2 separate regions of the Homo sapiens genome follow, and region 2 is linked to region 1. A link is an interaction called in ENCODE POLR2A ChIA-PET data of the cell type or tissue named here. Cell type or tissue: GM12878. All regions are shown on one strand. Links, peaks and the distances in the headings refer to the core of each region. The heading gives the core; the rest is flanking DNA.

What was found. ChIA-PET counts read pairs that join two places held together with the same protein. Peaks named below come from ENCODE experiments on the same cell type or tissue, not always from the same donor. Only the 100,000 strongest peaks of a DNase experiment are listed, where the experiment ranks them.
Region 2: POLR2A ChIA-PET joins it to region 1 with 8 read pairs; 4 of 35 experiments call an interaction of 5 or more read pairs at or near these places.

Annotation. Positions count from the first base shown.
Region 1 is chr5:158,900,587-158,904,990 of GRCh38, reverse strand. All of the region lies in intron 6 of EBF1 (EBF transcription factor 1), which reads left to right. Among named protein-coding and RNA genes, the nearest start is that of EBF1, 200 kb to the left of the region's middle. In GM12878, for the core only: no CTCF peak of the experiment used is centred there; no DNase peak of the experiment used is centred there.
Region 2 is chr5:158,749,777-158,754,180 of GRCh38, reverse strand. The region is part of intron 10 of EBF1 (EBF transcription factor 1); the gene reads left to right. Among named protein-coding and RNA genes, the nearest start is that of LINC02227, 340 kb to the right of the region's middle. RefSeq lists a silencer at 1,615-1,734. In GM12878, for the core only: no CTCF peak of the experiment used is centred there; a DNase peak (open chromatin) is centred at 1,670; H3K4me3 peaks cover 595 bases.

The DNA.
Region 1 (4,404 bases), core at 123-4,122:
CCAGCAAGTGCCTTCTTTAAAGTCATTCAGCTGGCTCTAGAAGATGTTACAACACACTTCTTGTAGTAGGGCACATTGTTGTCTTAATGCTGGAGAATAACAAATTGAAATGCCACCTGAGCAGGCAGTAATATAAATGAACCGAGGAGGTGAGATTTGAGAAATGTATTAGGGAGTGGTGGGGACTGGGGCAGACCGGCGAGCATGTGCCTTGTATAAAGGGGAAGTCACCAATATACCAGGTCCCAGCTTTACCATAAGAGGAAGGCGGTTCTGTAGGGAGAGAGGGGTAAAGGTAGACTCAGTGGGCCTTTAGAAATGGGCCCATAAATGGATATTACCTTTCGAAAAAAGTCAAATTCAGTTCCTTTCTAATTTCGGTTCCCAACTAATAGCTGCTATGCAGGAATGTGGACCTAGTATTGCTGGATGTTTTATTTTCACAAAATGTGGGATATCTTGATGTTTCAGTGAATGCTCCCAATTAGTAAATGCTGACAATAAAACCAGAAAGGCTCTGTATCCCAAATAAAACAAAGGTCATGGGCTTAGAGTTTGTGAATTGTGCTTTGAAGTTTTGGGCTTGCAACACAAGAAAACAAGTAGGCTGTAATGAATGGCATTTAGTCCTGAGGCAGAGGCAAAGGTGGCAGCACACGTGGCTGGGAACTTGCTGTCTGCTGGGATCTGTCCTAAGCTCCAGGTGCATCAACTCATTGGATCTTCAGGTCCCCCTCTCAAGCAGGCACTGTGAGTAGGTACTATTTCTTCTCTGTTTTATAGATGTGGAAATTGAGGCTCCAGAAGGCACAGGCAGAATTTGAACTCAGATTGGCTCTGTGAGCTCTGAGGCACCACTCAAGCATTCCTTCCCCTTGCTTTGGTGGTGTGGCACCACAGGAAGTAATGTGAATTGGAGTCAGGGCCTTGGGTTTGGTTTTGCAGCTCCCCACTCCTTCTTGTCTTTTACCCTGAGCCTCTACTTCTTGCTGGATCAAGTGTTTTGTACCCTCCACCCCCTAGATTACCGGGTCTTTTACTCTGAGCCTCTACTTCTCCTTGTATCAAGTGGACATGATAGTACCTGCCCACTTTACCTCACGGGGTGGGGAAGGATTACCTCAGGAATATAAGCAGAAGAGTGTGGAAAATTGTAAAGTGCTCTGTCAACACAAGGAGAAGGAATATTGCTCATAATTAGAGAATACAGAGAGGTGAGATAGTAAAGCCACTGATTGTCTTTGGATCAAATACAATTAAATAGCAATCCCTTCTTGACTCTTCAACTCAATAAAGTGTCTATTTGTAGAAGTGGCTAAAACTGAATTCACTTTGAAAATTAATCAGCCACCACCAATGGCTGGATTAGCAGACTGCGTTTTTTTTTTAAGTGAAAAAGAACATAGCAGATAAAGAAATCTACCTTCCAAACAGAAGTTAACAGCCTAAGACCTGCCCATTGTCTGCCAGGCTCTTGACAGGAGGACAGAGCATGAGGGCACCCCACTGCTGGTGCCTTCTGTAACCCCTAATCAAGGGACTTCCCTTAGGAGAAGCCAGAGAGAAGAGAGGGGCCATTGCTGACCTGATTTGGAACTATTAATTGAAGTTGGCTGATAAGGGCACGTTCCTGACCCAGACACGGTGAGCATTTGAAGAGAAAAAGAAAAAAAGGGGCATGCAGAAAACATTTATGGAAAATACCCCAAGAATGATGCAGAAAGCTGTTTATGCATGTAGGCAGTGAGTAATCTTCTTATTTATAAATGAATGAGCTGACCCGGGGAAGGGGAGCTTTGTGGATTATAATCACAATCCAATGCGACAGGCTTCTTCGCTGAAGAGCTCTCCCCTCATTGACAGCCAAAGCCTTGCAGAATTTTTCCCCCTTTATACTGGAGTCTCAACCTAATGGCAGTGCTAATTTGTCCTCCAAAGTTTCGTGAACTGAAGGTCTTAGTTATTTTAGTTTACAAGATCTACTTTAAGGAAAATCTTTTGTGCCTGCTAGATGTTGTTCTTAACTTTCCAGCTTTCCCTTCTCCACTTTCCCCAGAGCCGTCCTTTGGCTCTACCCAGCAAAGTCTCTAACCGCACCTGTCAAAGAACCTTTCCTGTCTCTGGGCTTGGATTGGACACCCCCAGTTAGAACCCTTGCCTGCTCTTTTCTATCCACAGCTTTGTGTCCTTGGCCACCATGCTGAAATCTGTTGTCCCCATACGAGAAGCCTTTTGGGCTGGGCTCTGTGGCTCACACCTGTAATCTCAGCACTTTGAGAGGCTGATATGGGAGGATCCCTTGAGACCAGGAGTTTGGACCAGCTTGGGCAACATAGAGAGACCTTGTCTCTAATAATAATAATAATAATGATAATAATAATAATAATAATAATAAAATTATTCAGGTGTGGTGGTGCATGCCTGTAGTCCTAGATACTTGGGAGGCTGAGGCAGGAAGATTGCTTGATCCCTGAGTTCAAGGCTGCAGTGAGCTATGATTGCACCACTGCAACTGCATTGCAGCCTGGGACACAGAGCAAGATCCTATTTCTAGAAGAAAAAAAAAAAAAAGAAAAAGAAGCAGGCTTTTGGGCCTAATCGTACTTTGATCATGCCATGAATCAAGTCAGCTTGTGACTTGGGCATGGAGTTTCATCAATACTCTTGCTCAGTAATTGATAGGTAATTATTTTGAGGGTGGAGTTTTGATTGCATTGTGTGGTTGTGTCTCTACAGCCTCATGGGAGACATTGTTATTAGCTTCCTAAGAATTTCCTCTCCTTCTCGACAGCAGTAAAAAAATACATAAACAAGCACTTCTTACTCTCAGTAGATGGGAAGCAGTATACTGTCAAGTTAGGAGCATCAGAAAACTTCTGTTTTGTTTTTTTGTTTTTTGAGATGGAGTCTTGCTCTGTCGTGCCCAGGCTGGAGTGCAGTGTTGCAATCTTGGCTCACTGCAACCTCCGCCCCCCTGGTTCAAGTGATTCTCCTGCCTCAGCCTCCTGAGTAGCTGAGACTACAGGTGCATGCCACCAAACCCAGCTAATTTTTGTATTTTTAGTAGAGACAGGGTTGTACCATGTTGGTCAGGCTGGTCTCGAACCCCTGGCCTCAAGTGATCCACCTGCCTTGGCTTCCCAAAGTGCTGGTATTACAGGCGTGAGCCACCACACCAGGCCGAAAACTTGGTTTTGAGTCTTCTCTTCACTACTCACTCTCTGTGTAAACCGGGGGAAGTTACTGCATTCTCTATACCTCCCTTTTCATATCTCTAAAAAGGGGGTTAAAAGAATACCTACTTCATATAACTAACATATGCCTAGCATATACCCCAAATATTTCTTGGTAAGCTCTTAATAAATGTTAGCTATAATTATTATTATGGAAAATGCTTGTTGACTAACTGAACTTATCGCCAAATACTTTTGCTGTTGCAAAATAGTGCTCACATAGTGTTGGATGTTGAATGAAGAATGAAAAAAATGATTGAATGAGGGAATGAATGAACCAGAAGGCACAGATATATTCATTCATTTATTGTTGACTACCCATTGAGTGGCAGCTGAGGATGTAGCCAAGAACAAGACAAACACTATCCCTGCTGTCATGGACTTCAAGCCCAGAGAAGGCAGACAAATAATAGGAAAATTAAATAAATAATTAAGGCAATTTTTCAGACAGCAAGCTTTAGCGGTGCTTGGTGAACATGAGGACAATTACAGAGAACTAATGGTATTTATCCTACTGTCAACCCAATGGAGAAAGTAGGTTCAAATGTCTGATAAGATGTATGAGAGAGAGAAAGAATTGTTCTATGTTATTCCAAAGAGCAAGAATAACATCCATGTGGTAGAAGTTAACAAGGAAGATGATTTTAACTCTGGCTAATGAAGATACTTCTGGCTCAATAGTCCAGGAGTAGACTGACTGCCTTGAGGGCAGTGAGTTCATTATCAAAAGAAGAGCATAAACAGAATCTGAGGGACATTCTTGAGTAATATGTAAGGTTGCTTTGGATAATCTCTAAGGTTTTTTGTAGAGTAAAGATTCTAGGATTTGCTGTTCTCCAATTGACTAATGAAGAGATCTCTTAGGCTTTGGGATAAGAGAGACCACGTTTCAAGTCTAATTATTAATACTATCTGCGGGACCTTACTTATTTCCACTTTACTTTCCTCTTCTGTAGAATGGGTAGACTTATTTGGAATGCGGTAAGGATTACATTAACTGAGGCTTGTAAAGTACCTAGTGTAACGCCTGGTGCCCAATAAATGGCAGTTGCTGTTGCAGTTGATATTTTTATGATCATTGTTATTAGCATCAAAATTTGGGAATAGCTGTCTTAGTTCTCTGCTTCAGGGGATCCTCCCTGCTGAGGCAGTGACTAGGGAGCAAGTCAAG
Region 2 (4,404 bases), core at 144-4,143, 150 kb after region 1:
TAGAGCTTCATGCAGTAATATGTAAAATATGTAGTTGACCAGAAGTTTACAGTTTTGACTAATAGAAGTATTAGTCAATGGGTAATACTTCAAGTTTGCCAAGTCCCAGCTTATAACTGGACCTTCATAAGCCAGCCTCATGTTCTAACAGTCAGAAGCACTCTAGACTTGCAACTTTAAACCCTAGTTAGAAAAAAAATTAGCAAATACTATATTTTAGCCAGAAAAAAAAAATCTAGGGCTACAACATTTTACCAGGGACTCATGTTAACATTTGGTCTACAACAACTTTGTTTATAGAATACTCATGCAGGTAAGTTTTGTGGTCGTCACAATCTGTCTGAAAGTAAACATTTTTGGAAGTAGAAATTTGAGAAAGCTATGGTGGTGCTATTTAGTAACATAGGCCATGGAGAATTTGGTCAATGAAGATCAACAACTTTGATGAAATAGTTTTTGCCTGAATAATGAATAATTTATTTTGCCTAACAGTCTACATTGCTAAAAAGGTGAAAGCAGTGGTCAATTTAATGAAGAAAAGTGCATTCACTCAAAGTTTTTGGCAGAAAGGAGAAAAAATATCTGGTTGATTGATTTCCTTATTTGCTTTCCAGCTGGTGGTTTTGGTGTGGTCGAGACACTTCATGGGGTTCCTGCCTTTAGTTATGCTAGTTGTAGCAGACCACTACCTTGAATCAAGAAAGCATGTTGGTCTAACTCTAAGATTATAGCCAGAACCCATCAGAGGGCTAGAATTTCTTTCCACTAAAAGTTCCTTTATAAATTCTTGTGTTTTGTTGTGTTTCTAGGTATATGTTTAAATGGTTTCAAAATTGATTGCTTTTAATAGTTCTTTTGTTGTTGCTGACAGTTGTGGAGAGAGTAAGATGGAGATACACAAAGCCTTTTCTTATTAACAGATTTCCTGTTATACATGTATTAAGATTGTCGGCTTCTACTCCGGTATCCTTTCCTTCTAGCTTGCTTCACCAGAGGGAGAAAGACTAGCTCAATTATATTATCCTGTTAGATTGCTTAAATCATGTTTAGATAAAAAAAAATTACTTTCTGCTTTCTTACTATAGTTCATGATTTCCATTTTGTAAGGCATCTTTTCTAAATTTTGTGCTTTATTATTTTTGCGGTGTTGAGCGAGCGAAAACAAACTCTAGTTCATAATTCACTTTAAAGAACATACCCTTTCTTTCTATTTTCTTGTTAAAACCAAATTGTGTGCAATTTGTAGGAAATTGAAACCACATTTTTCACTTAACTTTCCAAAATTAAAATTTATGGGGAAAAAGAAGCAATAAAACAGTTACAATCTGGTCATCTATAATTATCTGTGTGGTGTGAGCAGTTCCACATTTGAAAAATGTGACACGGATAACTTATCAAGATTTTACAACCGTGGGACATTTCACTTCTTATTTGCTGCATTGGAGCCAAGATCTCCACAAAATGCTGAAAGTTACCACTGTCAGTTTGAAAGTTACATGTGTGAAGAGGAGCTTTGAAATGTATAGAAAACAATGGACAGTATCTAAAAACAGTTGTTTTCCTCCCTCACTCAGTAACGAAATGTATTACAGTAAAAATTTGCCATTGTAGACTGTTCTTATTTCCAGTATTGTTCTTGATTTCAGTTACTTTAACATTCTCTTGTCACGCTCTACTGGGTAGGAGAAAACCACAGAACTAGTGAGATGAACCGTCTATTTCTGTTTATTGGTGCTGCCATTGCTGTCTTGGTATCTCCATTTCTAAAGCTTTCTGCATCTTTATAGATTTCCTAAGAAATGGATCCTTGAAGATATTCAAGTCCTAAGCTGTGCTTTTTTTTTTTTTTTTTTGGAATAAATACTTTTTCCCCTTTTAATCTTGCCATCTAATTGTTTCTAAGTTATAATAGTAAAAAGTTTTAGATTCTAAGAAATTTGATACTTCAATCCTAGTTCTTAATAGAGGGAAAGTTCATTTAACAATGGCTCCTTTGTGGAAATATAATCATATTTAGACAACTTGATGCAGCTGTGGTGAAGTCATTCATTTGTGTTTTCATTCAGTAAACTTTTATTGAGTATCTATTTAGTTTCACATCTTCTGTTAGAATCTAAATATAGAGTGGGGAACAAAACACTACAAATAGTACTGCACATAGTAATTATTCCCTTGAACCTTAGCATCATCAACATCATTCTAGATAAAAATGTATGGATGGACAGATCTTTGGCAGTATAAAAAAACCATCTAAAACCACTACAATCCTGAGTCTCGACTTAAGCTCAACTGAAATTGCACCCTTGCCTCAGCAACTTACAAATGCTCAAATGTTTTATAAATATTTTGGCCATGTCCATTTCTTTATTTGTAAGTTGATTCTGATCAATATTATCAGAATTTTAAAGATGTATTCATTTAATGGATAAGTACTTATTGTATAACGTAGTCTTCTAAGTGTTTTACAAATATTTAGCCCATTGAATCCCTGAACATCTCTATAGGGAAGGCACTTGACTGTCCTGATTCAACAGGTAAGGAGACTGAGACATAGATTAAGCATTTGCCAGAGTTACTCAAGTGGAGGAACCTGGCCAGACCGTCTGACTCCAGAATTCATCCTCTTAACTGTTCCACTGTACTCTTTCCTCAGTACTTTGGTATTTCTATAACTACGTATGTCTTTTAAAAGTGTGATGATCCCTGAGTGTATGACGCTTGGACACATCTGGTAGGATTCTGCAGACAGCTTACTCTGCCTGTAAGTGGAGAGGTTCCAAAGAGGCATCAGTAAAGGAGTCCCTGGCATGTGATGGCCCTCAGGTCATTATGAGCCAGGGGCAAACGCAACATGTGTCCTACCTTCCATTCATTCTAAGTTGTTCATTCGCCCGTCTCTCTAATACGTGCTTAGATATAAAAATAATATGTGCTAATTTAGAAAATTTAGAGAAAAACAGGATAGAATTTAAGGAGTTCAAATCATCCAATAGCCATCACCCAGAGTTGACCACTAAAAAGATTTTTGTATATTTCTTTCATATTTTTCTATACATAACAAATATATATGAACATTTTCTTCGTATTTGTGGTTATACTGTATATGTGTTTACACACACACAGTTTTATATCCTGTTTTTTTCACATAGCCTAATAAGCATTTTCCCACGCATTAAAATTTCTTCATAAACATGTTAATAGGCTGCATCATCTCCCACAGTGTGGATTTACTATATTTATTTATCCATTCACTATTGCTAGAAATTTAAGTTGTTTTATTTATACTCGTATAATGATACAATCTTTGCTCTTTTCTCTAACTTTGATGCTTTAAAAACCATAGTAATTTGTGGTAACTAAATGTTCTATCCCTTTATGAAGATTTTTTTTTAAATGCCCTAAATGATTTTTTTTTGCAAGTGGTAGATTTTTAAAAAAAACTTTTGAAATAATTTTTTCATATAATGCTTTTATTATTTGCACTATAAAATGATGCTATAAAATATAGAGTAGAAATAAAATATGCCCAAGTGTCCACATGAACTCACAATTAGTCTAGGAAATTATATCTAGCCGTAAAGTGAGAATATTAAAGCTCTTGTATCTATATTAATACAATCAGCCATACTTTTTAATGATAAGTATTTAATCTATCAGTCTCCTCTCTCTTTTTTATCACCCAGTTGCAAACTAGATTCATTTTGGATAATTACCTTTGGTACTAAATGTATATTATCTGCCCAGTTAGGAAATAGATCAGAGGGAATTCATAAATCAATAGTAATAAAGTAAACAGAGAGAATGGAATCTATTTCCTCTCTTATCATTTGTTTGAACCCATGCTACTAAAGACAGGGACCCTGTCTAATGGATGTCGGACAGAGGACCACAAGTAAACCCCACTGGGAACAGCTCTCCTTTAAGAATTGATCTGATATTTCAGGAAATATCTTATTGTTTGAATATTATAATGGTAGGTGCTTAATGACAACTACGATGCTTTGACTTCTGCTGTTTACAGAATTGATTTCAGTTTCTCTTTCAATGTTTTTGTATCTATTCCTGGATGCACCTCCTTTCTCTCCAACCTCTTTCTAGCCTTCATAAAACAATTTTTGACAGAGCATTAATGTTAGATTTACCAGTGTTATGCTAACCACAATCTCATTGTCCAAAGGGAGATAAAAATCCAGTGTCCCATACTGTTGACTACAAAAGAGGCTCTCTGTAGTTTCAATGTTGATGTCATCATGAGAAAAGATAATTCAATACTCAGAGTGGGACCTGTACCTCTACTTCAGCACAAACATGGGAGAGTTAGTTTACCTTGCCCAGACCTCTAAATATTCTAGCAGGCTAATGAAACTCTGAGAAAAGGTATGTCCAGCCTCCCTTGTTGATATG